Regions from separate parts of the Homo sapiens genome. Here regions 2 and 3 are each linked to region 1. Evidence: chromatin contacts called from ENCODE Hi-C or POLR2A ChIA-PET data. All regions are on one chromosome and are shown on one strand. Each heading gives the region's core, a stretch centred on a gene start or an enhancer-like site at or near the end of the contact. The rest is flanking DNA. Distances are from core to core; before and after follow the strand shown. Region 1 holds the start of MRPL40 (mitochondrial ribosomal protein L40). Region 2 holds the start of CRKL (CRK like proto-oncogene, adaptor protein). Region 3 holds the start of THAP7 (THAP domain containing 7).

Region 1 (4,029 bases), core at 580-3,079:
GTGCGCACCTGTAATCCCAGCTTCTCGGGAAGCTGAGGCAGGAGAATCACTTGAGCCTGGGAGGCGGAGGTTGCAGTAGGACAAGATCGCGCCACTGCACTCCAGCTTGGGTAACAGAGCGAGACTCTGTCTCAAAAAAAAAAAAAAAAAAAAAAAAGTACAAAAGCAACAAGAGGCATCAGGGTATAAAATCGGGAAGTGTTCCTCTTTATTGCTGGGATTCAGGTGTGCCTTGGGATTACACTCAAAAGTGAAAATACCAAACTGTTAGATTAGAAGCTTATTACTATTAAAATTGATTTGTGGACTGGGTGCGGTGGCTCAGGCCTGTAATCCCAGCACTTTGGGTGCTGAGGTGGGTGGATCACCTGAGATCAGGAGTTCGAGACCAGCCTGACCAACATCCAACATGGTGAAACCCCGTCTCTACTAAAAACACAAAAATTAGCCGGGCGTGGTAGTGGGCGCCTGTAATCCCAGCTACTTGGGAGGCTGAGGCAGGAGAATTAGTTTAACCCAGGAGGCGAAGGTTGCAGTGATCCGAGGTCACACCACTGCACTCCAGCCTGGGTGACACAGTGAGACTCCATCTCAAAAAAAAAAGAAAAATCAAATCCTTTACTATCAAGATTGACTGAATCAAGTATCTACAAAGAGTCGAGAGTGCCAGATGGAAATACCTTTAATACTTGCATCTTCCCCACACTCTCCAGGGCCTCCGAATGGGCAGGGAAGAGGAAGGGTCATGGAGAAACAGAAACTTAAGCTGTGTCCTTTAAAACACACAAGAATCCCTTCAAGGAGAATACTTACTTCTTGAGAAACTGCTCAAATTTTAAAAATTACAAACAACAATCTATGGTTTGGAAAATGTTGGAAAAACAGAAAAGCATCGGCCTAAATTTAACTGAGAAACTTTGTAGGCTGTTAATTTTGCAAACCACACATCCAGCATTCTTGCTTTGTTCTCTACACATAGACTGACACCTTTACCCCCAGAGGTCAGGCCCTCGATTGAGTTTTACCTCATGGGAATGAGTTCCCAGAAAGACAACAATGACGCTCGCTGGTGAGTCTCTCTAAGCTGCGTCTGCCAAGTTCCCAGAAGCCTGAAAGATACAAGAGTATGTATAAATATCTGCTTCTCCAGGCTAGGCGCGGTTGCTCACGTCTGTAATCCCAGCACTTTGGGAGGCCGAGGCGGGTGGATCGCGAGGTCAGGAGTTCAAGACCAGCCTGGCCAACATGGTGAAACCCCGTCTCTACTAAAAATACAAAAATTAGCCGGGCGTGGTGTTGGGCGCCTGTAATCCGAGCTACTCGGGAGGCCGGGGCAGAACTGCTTGAACCCGGGAGGCAGAGGTTGCAGTGAGCCGAAATCGCGCCACTGCACTCCAGCCTGGGCGACAGAGCGAGACTCTGTCTCAAATAAATAAATAAATATCTGATTCTCTCCCACTTCACAGGAAAATAAAAAATTGCAATGCTCCCAAACCCGGGGCACTTCTAACTACTTGATATGACAGCAAGGTCAACGTGGAAGGTTTTTCAAAATCTTTCGTTCAGACCACAGAGGACTTAAGCAGGACCGCTGCTCGCCAGGGTGCTCAGATTTTCATGCATAAGAGTCACGACCAGATGGCTCATCCCTGAGATATTCGTGGACTGGGAGGCGAGCAGGGAGCACAGGCGAGTCCTGGCGGACAGTCGCGAAGACCCCGCACGCGCCCTGGGCACTCCGCTATCCGGCCAGCGTCCGCACTCACCCGCTAGTCGGGCGCAGGGCTAGCGAGATACTTCGCAGCACGGAGGCCGTCATGGCTACCCTCGCCGCTTCCGGGCGTGCGCCCCTCCACAGTCCGGCCCGCGGTGCCCCCTGCTGAGGTCCGGCAGACCAGGCGCCCAGCGCTCAGGCGTTCCGGCTGCGTGGGCTGGGACGCGCCTGTCCCCGCCCCCGACGCAGCCCCGCCTAGGGTGTCAGCTGCGCACACACGAGGGCCTTGCGTTTCACGCGGCTCGGGGTCCTCCCTTCCGTCCCCGCCCTGTGCTGGGAGCGCGCCTCTGCAGCGGGCACAGTCTAGCCAGTCAGGCCCTAGCCGGTTGGTCGGTCTGCGCCCTCGCGCGGGCCTCGGCTCCGCAGTGCAGCCGGAGCGGCCGAGGGGGCGTCCCTCTGCTCCTCCGAGTCCAAATGTTCATGTCTAGGCAAACGGCCCCGATCTTCTAATAAACGCGTCCGCCCCAGCCTCCCCCACCAGGGTTGGCTCGTCCCCCGCATTCGTTCGAGTCCGAAGCCCGGATCGCATTCCGGCGCCGGCGCGGAGCCCGGCGCTCGCAAGATGCCCAATAGCGCGTGTTGATGAATGACGGAAGCTAGTTAATAAGTCGGACTCAGACTGGCGAGGCAGAGCTGGTGACGGGCGGTCCACGCCACCTGGGCCCCGCCTGCCTCTGCGGGCGGCCCGGGTTGCAACTGCAGGCCCCGCTCGCTGTCCGCCGTCCAGGCGAACCGCCCTTTCTGGGGCGCCCGCGCCCGGGCCCGACCCGAAGCCCCTGCCAGCGGAGGAGCCGGGGCGGCCCAGTCCGCGTGGGGAGCGGTTTCCCGCCGGGGCGATTTGGCAGGTGCGCGCCGTGACTTCCGGCGTTGCCCGGGAGCCGCCTGAGGAGGAGCGGCGCAGGGGATGCGGCTGTGGTGGCGGCGGCGGCGGCCGAGCGCGGGTGGCGGCTGTGGCGGCGGAGGGGGGCGCGGGCCGGCGATGGCGCGGCGGCCCTGAGGGCGCGGGGCGGGCGGCGGCCGGAGGGCGGGTGGCGCGGGAGGAAGCGGCGGCGGTGGCTCCATGGCCCGGGCGCGCTGAGGGACCCGGCGCTCGCCTCAGCCCGGCGGCGGCGGCGGCCGAACAATGAAGCTCCTGAAGCCGACCTGGGTCAACCACAATGGTGAGTGCGCGCAGGGGTCGCGGGAGGCCGAGCCCGGAGTCGGGTCGGGGTCTGGAGTCGAGTCGGGGCGCGCGCAAGTCCTGCCTGTCTCGCCCCTGACGCCCGGTACCCGGTGCCCAAGCCAAGAAGCCGGCGGGAGCGGACTTTGTCCTCAGCGCGGAGAGGCTGGTGAGCCCCAGCACGTGCTCCGGGTTGACCGCAGCGAGGGCCATCTTCGCCCCTGGCTCTTGCTCTGAGTCTTCCGCTGCCCACCTGTGGTCCTTGGAGGGGCCGCGGCCTGGCTCCCAGGAGCGGGCCTTGGTGCCAGCCAGTGCCTTCCACTGGTCTGCATCGCCCGAGAAGTGCTCAGACGGTCCTGAAGGTGAAACCGGGATGAAATCCCCCTTGTGGCCTTTCAGTGGCAGGATGAAGATCCGAAATCTGCAAGAGGGACTGTTACTGCCCCTCTGGATCTGGGGACAGTGCCCCCAGTTGGGGAATTGTGGTCCCTAAATAGGAGGGTTTGGGGGCCCCGGGCCCCCGCGAAGGATCCACGATTAATGCTGAGCTGGGACATCAGGGTGAACTAGGGTTGGGCAGATAGGGCACAGGTGTGTTCTAGCAGAGGGGCTTCTTAGCTCTGTGGCAGTGGCTCCAAAGCACACCCTTGGGGAACGGACTCATCCACCCCATATCTTGACTCTGATACAGAGAGGCTAGTGGTAATCAGTTTCGTCATAGTTCTGCCTTGTTGGCAGAACTGCTGCAGGAGTTGGTGTTTGCTCCCCGGGTAGATGAAAAAAGCGCGCCTCCCCCTCCCCCACCCCACTCTGCTGACAGCACTGTAGCACAGAAATCAACCCAGGGAGACTCCTCCAGCCCAGGGCCTGATTCTGGCCTGTCTGACTGTTGACAGGCAAAGGGTCACCCTGATGCTGTCTTGTTCCTCATTTCTACTTTGCAGTGCGACTACAGGGTGCTACCGTTTTCTTTAGGAGCGAGAATAGATATTTTAACATGTGGCTTTTTCGTTTTGAATTTGGTCCCAGGATGCTCTCTACTACCACAACTAAACTGAACTGATCATGTGTGTGTTCTCCTCCTGCCACCTCTCTC
Region 2 (4,134 bases), core at 1,635-4,134, 1.5 Mb before region 1:
GACCTCGTGATTCGCCCGGCTTGGCTTCCCAAAGTGCTGGGATTACTGGCGTGAGCTACCACACCCGCCCATTAACTTGCTTTTTGAAACAGCTGTATTATTAGTACTCATGACCTCAACATAAGCATATGCATGGCTTAATGAATGCCTGGTATTAATTATATAATTCACGCTCACAAACGAGAGGAAGAATTTATTCAGTCATATTACAAATCTCACTACAGTGGGTTCTAAGATTCTCAACTCCTTAAATTGGAATTATATTGTGCTCAAAGTTGACTGCAACTACCAGCATCTGCCAGGAACCGCAGGTTTCACCAATCAGATTCTTGGTGTCCTGGTCTTTGTTATACAGTATTTGATTTATAATCACTTTCTCCCCACTTTTAAAGTCCATTTAGTTCAGTAGTTAATCTTGTAGTCATTATACTGTCATGGCTTTTTTTTTTCTATCTCTATCCCACTATGCAAACAGTTGGTGTCCTCAATTATAATAGCTTTTAATGTTTAAAGTTTAGAGTAATACCCGGTCGACAAATCCATAAAGTCATAAACATCTAACCCTGGAAAAACTGTATCAACACCCAGTCCTTTTAAAATAGATGTTTAAGAAACGAACTGGCCAGTTTGTTACTTTAAAAATTCTAGGCAACTTTTCAACTCAAATTTGGGATAATTTAAATAAAAGAAACCTCTGATAAAATCAGTGTTACAGGGCAAACACAACAATAAAAGCAAATCTCTGCTAAAACGCTTAAGGCAAATTAAAGCAACTAATCAATTAAAATAACGTATTTCACTTGGAAAAGAGAATGCTTGGTCACTTTGCGTTAATTTTAAAATAAGAAATACAAAATCATTAGACTTAACACAAAAAGCATGTCTGAAATTGAACTAGGATACAACTAAGTGTCATTCAAAAATTTTCCTTAATAACATTCTAGCCTAATTCCACCTTGGAAATTAACCAGACTGATCTCTGGCCTACTAATGGTCCTCGGGGAGAAAATATGCAATAAATTTTCCAAAAAATATCCTCGCTGAAGCCAATGCACCTTCTCTTATCTTTGTAATTAACGTACTATAAAAGTGGTGGTGTCTGGCCTGCTTCAAACTTGGCACCACAGTATCAATATACAGTTCTGATATTTTGGTTAAAGGTTTTTTTGTTTCTAAACGCTAAAGCATTTTCATTTTTTTGACTGTTCCAAAGGCTGCAGTCCTGGAGTTCTTAACCTGGAGTTCAGAGATCTGGAGGGAGTACAAGCACCCGGGATGGTGTGCAAACTTGTGTGTACGTGCCTTTGGCGGGGAGGGGTGGGGGTGGGGGTGGGGGTGGGGTGGTGAGTGCTCGGCTATCTTCAGATTCTCAAAGAAGTCTATGGCTTAAAAACGGTTTTTGGCCGGGTGTGGTGGCTCACGCCTGTAATCCCAGCATTTTGGGAGACCGAGGCAGGCGGATCACGAGGGCAAGAGATCGAGACCATCCAGGCCAACATGGTGAAACACCGTCTCTACTAAAAATACAAAAATTAGCTGGGTGTGGTGGCGTGAGCCAGTAGTCCCAGCTACTCGGGAGGCTAAGGCAGGAGAATCGCTTGAACCCGGGAGGCGGAGGTTGCAGTGAGCCGAGATCGCACCACTGCACTCCAGCCTGGCGACACAGCGAGACTCCGTCTCAAAAAAAAAAAAAAAAAAGAGGTTTTTAGAAAAACCAACAAATCCCTGCATCAGTATTACACCCAGAGAAAGTCACGAAAGGCAAAAAGCGTGCATTTTAACTATGCAACCACCGTTAAACATTCAAAACGCATCCTCTTCACATTGAGAAACAGCCTCGTGAGAGGGAAAAAAAAAAAACGCATCCTCTTATCCAGTGACCCAGATCCTGACACTAGCTTTCTGTTAGGAAGGCCTTCTGGAAAATAATTTGGTTCAGAATGCGGGGAATATGGGTTCAAGCGCGCCCCACCCCCCTATACAAGCACTCTTCGACAGACCCGGTTCTCGACCTTCCTCCGCGGTCGGGGAGGGCTCTCGCGTACCTGGGCGCAGGCTCGATGAGGGTGGTGGTGTCCAGGTAGTGGATCTTGTAAAACTCCAGCAGGGCCGGCAAATGGTCAAATTCCTGGTCCCCGATCTTAAAACGGCGGTTGGGCAGCGAGTTGATGATGTAGTGGGAGACCCGCGAGTTCTCGGACACCGACAGCACATAGTCCCCAGGGCAGGTGGAAGAATCGCGGACGAGGAACATACCGTGGCGCTGGCCCTGGAGCCGGGTCTGCGCCTCCTGGCGAGACACCGGCCCCATATACCAGGCGGAGCGGTCCGAGGAGTCGAACCTGGCGGAGGACATGGTGTTGGACCGGGGACTCTGCGGCGGTAGGGGCGGCGGCTGTCCTCGCCTGCTCTGCACGCCTTAGCCCGGCAGACGGCTTTGGGGCCGAGGAAGGGCCTCTCGCACACCTCGAGGAGCGCTCAGAGGGCTGGGCCAGCACTTTCCTCTCGGCTCCGGGCCCGCAGCATCCTCCGACGCCGCCCGCCTGCTCCGGGGCCGCCACACGGAGAGAGCCGCCCGGGAATGCACGGCAGAGCCGGGGGGTCGGGGCAGGCAAACCCGAGCCGCAGCGGAGGCCACCCCGGGGTTCTCGGGCTGCTCGGCGTCCCAGGGGTGCCTCCAGTGACTCCCGGCCTGGAACGCGCCGGCGCCGCAGCTCGACGGGTCTTCACCGACCCCCGCCGTCACACGAGGCACCGAACTCGAAGGAGCGTCGCGCCTCCGGGGTGCTTTTGCCCAGCTTGTTCCCAATAGCCACAGCAACAAAATGGCGGACGCGGGAGAAGCGGCAGCCACCTCCCCCTCCGCTCAGCGCGCTCCGTCTGCGCACGCGCTGGGCCCCGGCTCCCGGCGGCCGCCGGGGCCCTCCCGTTACGTCACACAGCGCAGCCAATCAGGAGCACCGTCGCGACGATCAGGGTGGGCGCTGGTCGCGCCCGCTCCCGCGTTCCAGGAGGAGGCTGAAGAGGCGCCGGCGGTAGGCACTCTCTTCCTGGGCCGCTGCGCGCCGCTGGGGGCGCTGCGGCTGCCGGGTCTCCCAGCGCTGGCAGGAAAACAGCTGGAGCCGAGAGGGAACCGCGTTTCGAAAACCTGCTTCTGGGAACAAAGCGTAACGTGCAGGCTGAATCGCGGGCCAGGGAGGCGTGGCACTGAGGCGACCTGGCCAGCCTAGGGGCCTGAGGGAGGTCAAGGACTGACAGGTCCCGATGGGCCGAGGTGGCCCAGTAAAAGGATGAGCCCAGGGGCAGATGTGACCACCAGATAGGTGACTGACTGAATGACTCAGTCCCCAGGTGGCCTGATAGGCTAAGGAAGCCCTAGTGGCTACGTGACCCGCTAAATGGAGTGAGAGGAGAGAGAAGGTGAGGGTTAGATTGACTCAATTAAGTGGTCAAGGAAGTCCACAAGTGGGTAACCTGGCTATCATGGGCTCTGAACTGCTGAAAGTAAAATACAAATGCCTCTCGGGCGTGGCCCCGAGGCTTCCCCTGCCCCGGATTATGCCTGCTTCTGCCTATTTATTAATCCCTATTTGTTTTTGTTTGTTTTCTTTCTTTCTTTCTTTCTTTCTTTCTTTCTTTCTTTCTTTCTTTCTTTTCTTTTTTCTTTTCTTTTCTTTCTCTCTCTCTCTCTCTTCCTTTCCTTTCCCTTTCCCTTTCCTTTCCCTTTCCCTTTCCTTTCCTTCTTTCGACGGAGTCTCGCTCTGTCACCAGGTTGGAGTGCAGGGGCGCGATCTCGGCTCACTGCAACCTCCGCCTCCCGGGTTCAAGCGATTCTCCTGCCTCAGCCTCCCGAGTAGCTGGGATTACAGCTGTCCGCCGCCATGCCCTGCTAATTTTTGTATTTTTAGTAGAAACGGGGTTTCACCATGTTGGCCAGGCTGGTCTCAAACTCCTGACCTCAGGTGATCTGCCTGCCTCAGCTTCCCAAAGTGCTAGGATTACAGGCGTGAGCCACCGTGCCCAGCCTGTTTGTTTTATTTTGTTTGTTTTTGAGACAGGTTCTCCTTCTGTCACCCAGGCTGGAGTGCAGTGGAACTATCATGGCTCACTGCAGCCTTGATTTCCCCATCTCAA
Region 3 (3,720 bases), core at 437-2,936, 1.6 Mb before region 1:
GTTCTAGCCTGTGTATGTTATTACATGGATTTTTTTACACATAAATACATAGACTTCAACTCACTTTTCTTTTTACAAAGTATACAATATACCTTGGATGTATTTATATCCCAAGACAGGGTTCTCATTCTTTTTCATGTGTTTTACTGTATGGGTAATATGGGTAATAATTTTTTTTTTTTTCTGAGACAGAGTCTCGCTCTGTAGCCCAGGCTGGAGTGCAGTGGCGAAATCTCAGCTCACTGAAATCTCCGTCTTCCGGGCTCCATCTTACATGCCCATAATCCCAGCTACTCAGGACGCTGAGGTAGGAGAATTGCTTGAACCTGGGAGACAAAGGTTGCAGTGAGCCGAGATTGCACCACTGCACTCCAGCCTGGGCAACAGAGCTAGACCCTGTCTCAACAACAACAACAAAGAAGGAGGAGAAGGAGGAAGAAGGAGAAGAAAAGAAAAAAAAAAGTCGTCAAAGGATATTAATTGTCGATAGATAACAGATAATGCCAAAAAATATAGAAGCAATTCTTAAAACACAGTGTTGGAACTGGTCCACAGCTCTGATTTTTAATGAGCTCCCATTTCTGAGGCCAATATAAACTTCATTCTATGCTGCCCATCTCTGACAGGTGGGCATTAACTACCAGCCCCCCACGGTGGTCCCTGTGGGAGACCTGGCCAAAGTGCAGCGGGCGGTGTGCATGCTGAGCAACACCACGGCCATCACGGAGGCCTGGGCCTGCCTGGACCATAAGTTCGGCCAAGTGCGCCTTAGTGCACTGGTACGTGGGGGAGGGCATGGCAGTGGGGGAATTCTCCGAGGCCCGCGAGGATCTGGCAGCTCTGGAGGATTATGAAGATGTGGGCATGGATTCCGTGGAAGCTGAGGCTGAAGAAGGCGAAGAATAGTGAGGGGAGGGTGCGGCAGGCAACCATCCCTCTGTATTCCCCACCATAACGCTAGGAGAGCTAATTACCTATTAAAATTTCCGTATTGCAAATTAGCCGGGCGTGGTGGCGGGCGCTTGTAGTCCCAGCTACTGTGGAGGGTGAGGCAGCCGAATGGCGTGAACCCGGGAGGCGGAGTTTGCAGTGAGCCGAGATCGCGCCACTGCACTCCAGCCTGGGCGACAGAGCGAGACTCCGGTCTCAGGAAAATAATAATAAAATAAAAAATAAAATTTCTGTATTGCGATACTGTCTTTCTCCTGTGTTGTACTTTGAGAGATTCCTCCTCCAGATAACCCTCCCTGAAGTCCACCTCCCCAGTACGAGAGTGAGTGCGGGCTCTGGTTTTTGTCGGGTTCTTTCGTGCAAGCGTCCCAGGCCCCGTTTTATTTCTTCCGTCAGAGGTCATTCCGAGGCGAGCTGCCGCCCCTGCGGCTTTCGAGGCTCCCAGGACACTGCCGCTTTCCGCTCCCGGGCCGCTCCCGAACGCTGGGGCCGCTCCATCGTGCCGGGGTGTTTACGGAGAAAAGTGAGGCCTGAGCGGACGAAAGAGAAGCCCACGTGGGCGACAATACTGGTAGTCCAGGGAGCTGGGACGACGCGGGCGCGTCAGAAACTCGCACGCTCGCGCCGCTTACTAACCCAGCTAGCTAGGACCTCGCCCCGCCCCGCCCCGGTGGCGGGGGCACCTCCGGCTCTCCAGTCTCTATGGTACCAACTTCCGGCGCGCGCTACCCCTCGCGAGACTTCGGCGGCGCAGCAATGGCCAGAGCGTGAGTGCCGCTGACAGAAGTCAAGAGAATCGGCTGGGACGGGGTTGGGGCGACAACGGGCCGGGGGGGACCCGACAGGCCAGAGCCCCTTGGGGAGGAGCGGCGGCTGGAGGCGCGAGGCTCCTCCGGATGCCCGGAGAGCCGCTTGCGACTTAACTCCCGCCTCTTTCCCAGATGCCGCGTCACTGCTCCGCCGCCGGCTGCTGCACACGGGACACGCGCGAGACGCGCAACCGCGGCATCTCCTTCCACAGGTCAGCGCGCGTGCGCCGCGGGCTCACGTGCGCATGCGCTAGTTGTTGCTCGCCTCGGGTCGCAACTGCGTAGAGGCTTCGCGCCTTTCTCAGATACTGAGGAGGCTTGAACCTGTGGGTGGGAGGTGAAGCGGAACGGTCCCGGCGGGACTGAATGCAGTCGGGAAGGGGAGGACGGGAAGTCTAGCCGGCTTGGACCCGCCCCACTCTGTTACCTGCCAGATGACGCTGAGGAAACTGCTTTTCTTCTCGAGGCCTCCGTTGCCTCGTCTGTGCCCGGGCGGTGGTGCTTACCCGGCGGGGTCGCAGGGAGGTCTCGTGGCGGCGCGTGTTGGGTCTGCGTTTCCCCTCTGGGGTGCTTGGGCAGCATGAGCCCAGGGCTGTGGACAGCCTGGTGCTCACGGGTTTGTGGCTCCACAGACTTCCCAAGAAGGACAACCCGAGGCGAGGCTTGTGGCTGGCCAACTGCCAGCGGCTGGACCCCAGCGGCCAGGGCCTGTGGGACCCGGCATCCGAGTACATCTACTTCTGCTCCAAACACTTTGAGGAGGACTGCTTTGAGCTGGTGGGAATCAGGTGGGCCTCCCTGCCGGCCGACGCTGGGGTAGGATGTGGGGCTCCCGGCGGACTGGGACAGCTGCAGGTCATGGAAGTCCCTTGAGCAGCCTGCGTCCAAGGGGGCTGTTTCCTGTTCCCAGCTCTGCACAGTGAAACCCACCCCCAGGATCACTGTGCCTGTGACACAAGGGGAAAACAGGAGCCTTTCCAGAGAGTATCTTTCAGAGCCCCAGTCTTGCCAGCAAGTCCACAAATCAAAGAATTCTTTCTGGCTGGTCAGCCCAGCTCGGCTTATGCAGGCTTTCCACACACCTGGACTGTGAGGAGTCCTGCGGGGAAGCGATTGGTGTAGCTGTAACTTGGCGTTCCCCAGACGTATTGTTTGCACGATGCCTTCCAGCATCCCACGGCGCTGCTGCTGGGGGCAGATTGGCCTGGGGAGGCAGCACTTGCTCTCCAGCTCATCTGGGTTGCTTTTCCCCGCAGTGGATATCACAGGCTAAAGGAGGGGGCAGTCCCCACCATATTTGAGTCTTTCTCCAAGTTGCGCCGGACAACCAAGACCAAAGGACACAGTTACCCACCTGGCCCCGCTGAAGTCAGCCGGCTCAGACGATGCAGGAAGCGGTATGTGATATGGGTGGGGGATGCCCCACTCCCACCCCTAGGCTGAGGGACTGGGCCCTAGGGGTGTCTGCCAGCAGTCTCGCTGGACAGGGTTCTTGCTACACAGAACCTGTGGATCGGGTTTGGGTGTTAAGGGTGGATCAGGTGGGCTGGTGGAGGGGGGTCTGGCAAGCCCTCAGCCTAGCCCATCAGTCTCTCTCTTCCCCCTTACCAGCTGCTCCGAGGGCCGAGGGCCCACAACTCCATTTTCTCCACCTCCACCTGCTGATGTCACCTGCTTTCCTGTGGAAGAGGCCTCAGCACCTGCCACTTTGCCGGCCTCCCCAGCTGGGAGGCTGGAGCCTGGCCTTAGCAGCCCCTTTTCAGACCTACTGGGCCCCTTGGGTGCCCAGGCAGATGAAGCAGGCTGCAGCGCCCAGCCTTCACCAGAGCGGCAGCCCTCCCCTCTCGAACCACGGCCAGTCTCCCCCTCAGCGTATATGCTGCGCCTGCCCCCACCCGCCGGAGCCTACATCCAGAATGAACACAGCTACCAGGTGGGCAGCGCCTTACTCTGGAAGCGG

The links. A loop is a pair of places that touch in the nucleus more often than their neighbours do. ChIA-PET counts read pairs that join two places held with the same protein, here RNA polymerase II (POLR2A). Pooled maps may share reads with other maps.
Region 2: a pooled map shows a loop between it and region 1 (15-fold over the local background). The contact joins the promoter of CRKL here to the promoter of MRPL40 in region 1. A Hi-C loop is called at or near these places in 1 of 37 single-sample maps with no recorded cell type and 7 of 50 pooled maps. POLR2A ChIA-PET finds 5 or more read pairs at or near these places in 1 of 52 experiments (BJ).
Region 3: a loop to region 1 is called in a map of CD8-positive, alpha-beta T cell, with 11 times the contacts of the local background. The contact joins the promoter of THAP7 here to the promoter of MRPL40 in region 1. A Hi-C loop is called at or near these places in 2 of 168 maps with a recorded cell type or tissue (CD8-positive, alpha-beta T cell and naive thymus-derived CD4-positive, alpha-beta T cell), 1 of 37 single-sample maps with no recorded cell type and 8 of 50 pooled maps.

Annotation. Positions count from the first base shown.
Region 1 is chr22:19,430,345-19,434,373 of GRCh38, reverse strand. MRPL40 (mitochondrial ribosomal protein L40) reads right to left here and starts at 1,829. Exons shown (of 4, transcript NM_003776.4): 1 at 1,767-1,829; 2 at 1,026-1,109. The coding sequence starts at 1,819. It overlaps HIRA (histone cell cycle regulator), which reads left to right and starts at 2,641. Exons shown (of 25, transcript NM_003325.4): 1 at 2,641-2,934. The coding sequence starts at 2,898. RefSeq lists silencers at 1,755-2,064, 2,355-2,754 and enhancers at 3,039-3,786, 3,735-3,804.
Region 2 is chr22:20,916,157-20,920,290 of GRCh38, reverse strand. CRKL (CRK like proto-oncogene, adaptor protein) reads right to left here and starts at 2,884. Exons shown (of 3, transcript NM_005207.4): 1 at 2,046-2,884. The coding sequence starts at 2,356. RefSeq lists an enhancer at 2,168-2,227 and a silencer at 2,518-2,967.
Region 3 is chr22:21,000,084-21,003,803 of GRCh38, reverse strand. THAP7 (THAP domain containing 7) reads left to right here and starts at 1,686. Exons shown (of 4, transcript NM_030573.3): 1 at 1,686-1,972; 2 at 2,393-2,548; 3 at 3,017-3,157; 4 at 3,372-3,720. The coding sequence starts at 1,893. It overlaps THAP7-AS1 (THAP7 antisense RNA 1), which reads right to left and starts at 1,882. Exons shown (of 2, transcript NR_027051.1): 1 at 975-1,882. RefSeq lists silencers at 691-1,081, 1,723-1,832, 1,853-2,022 and an enhancer at 2,623-2,832.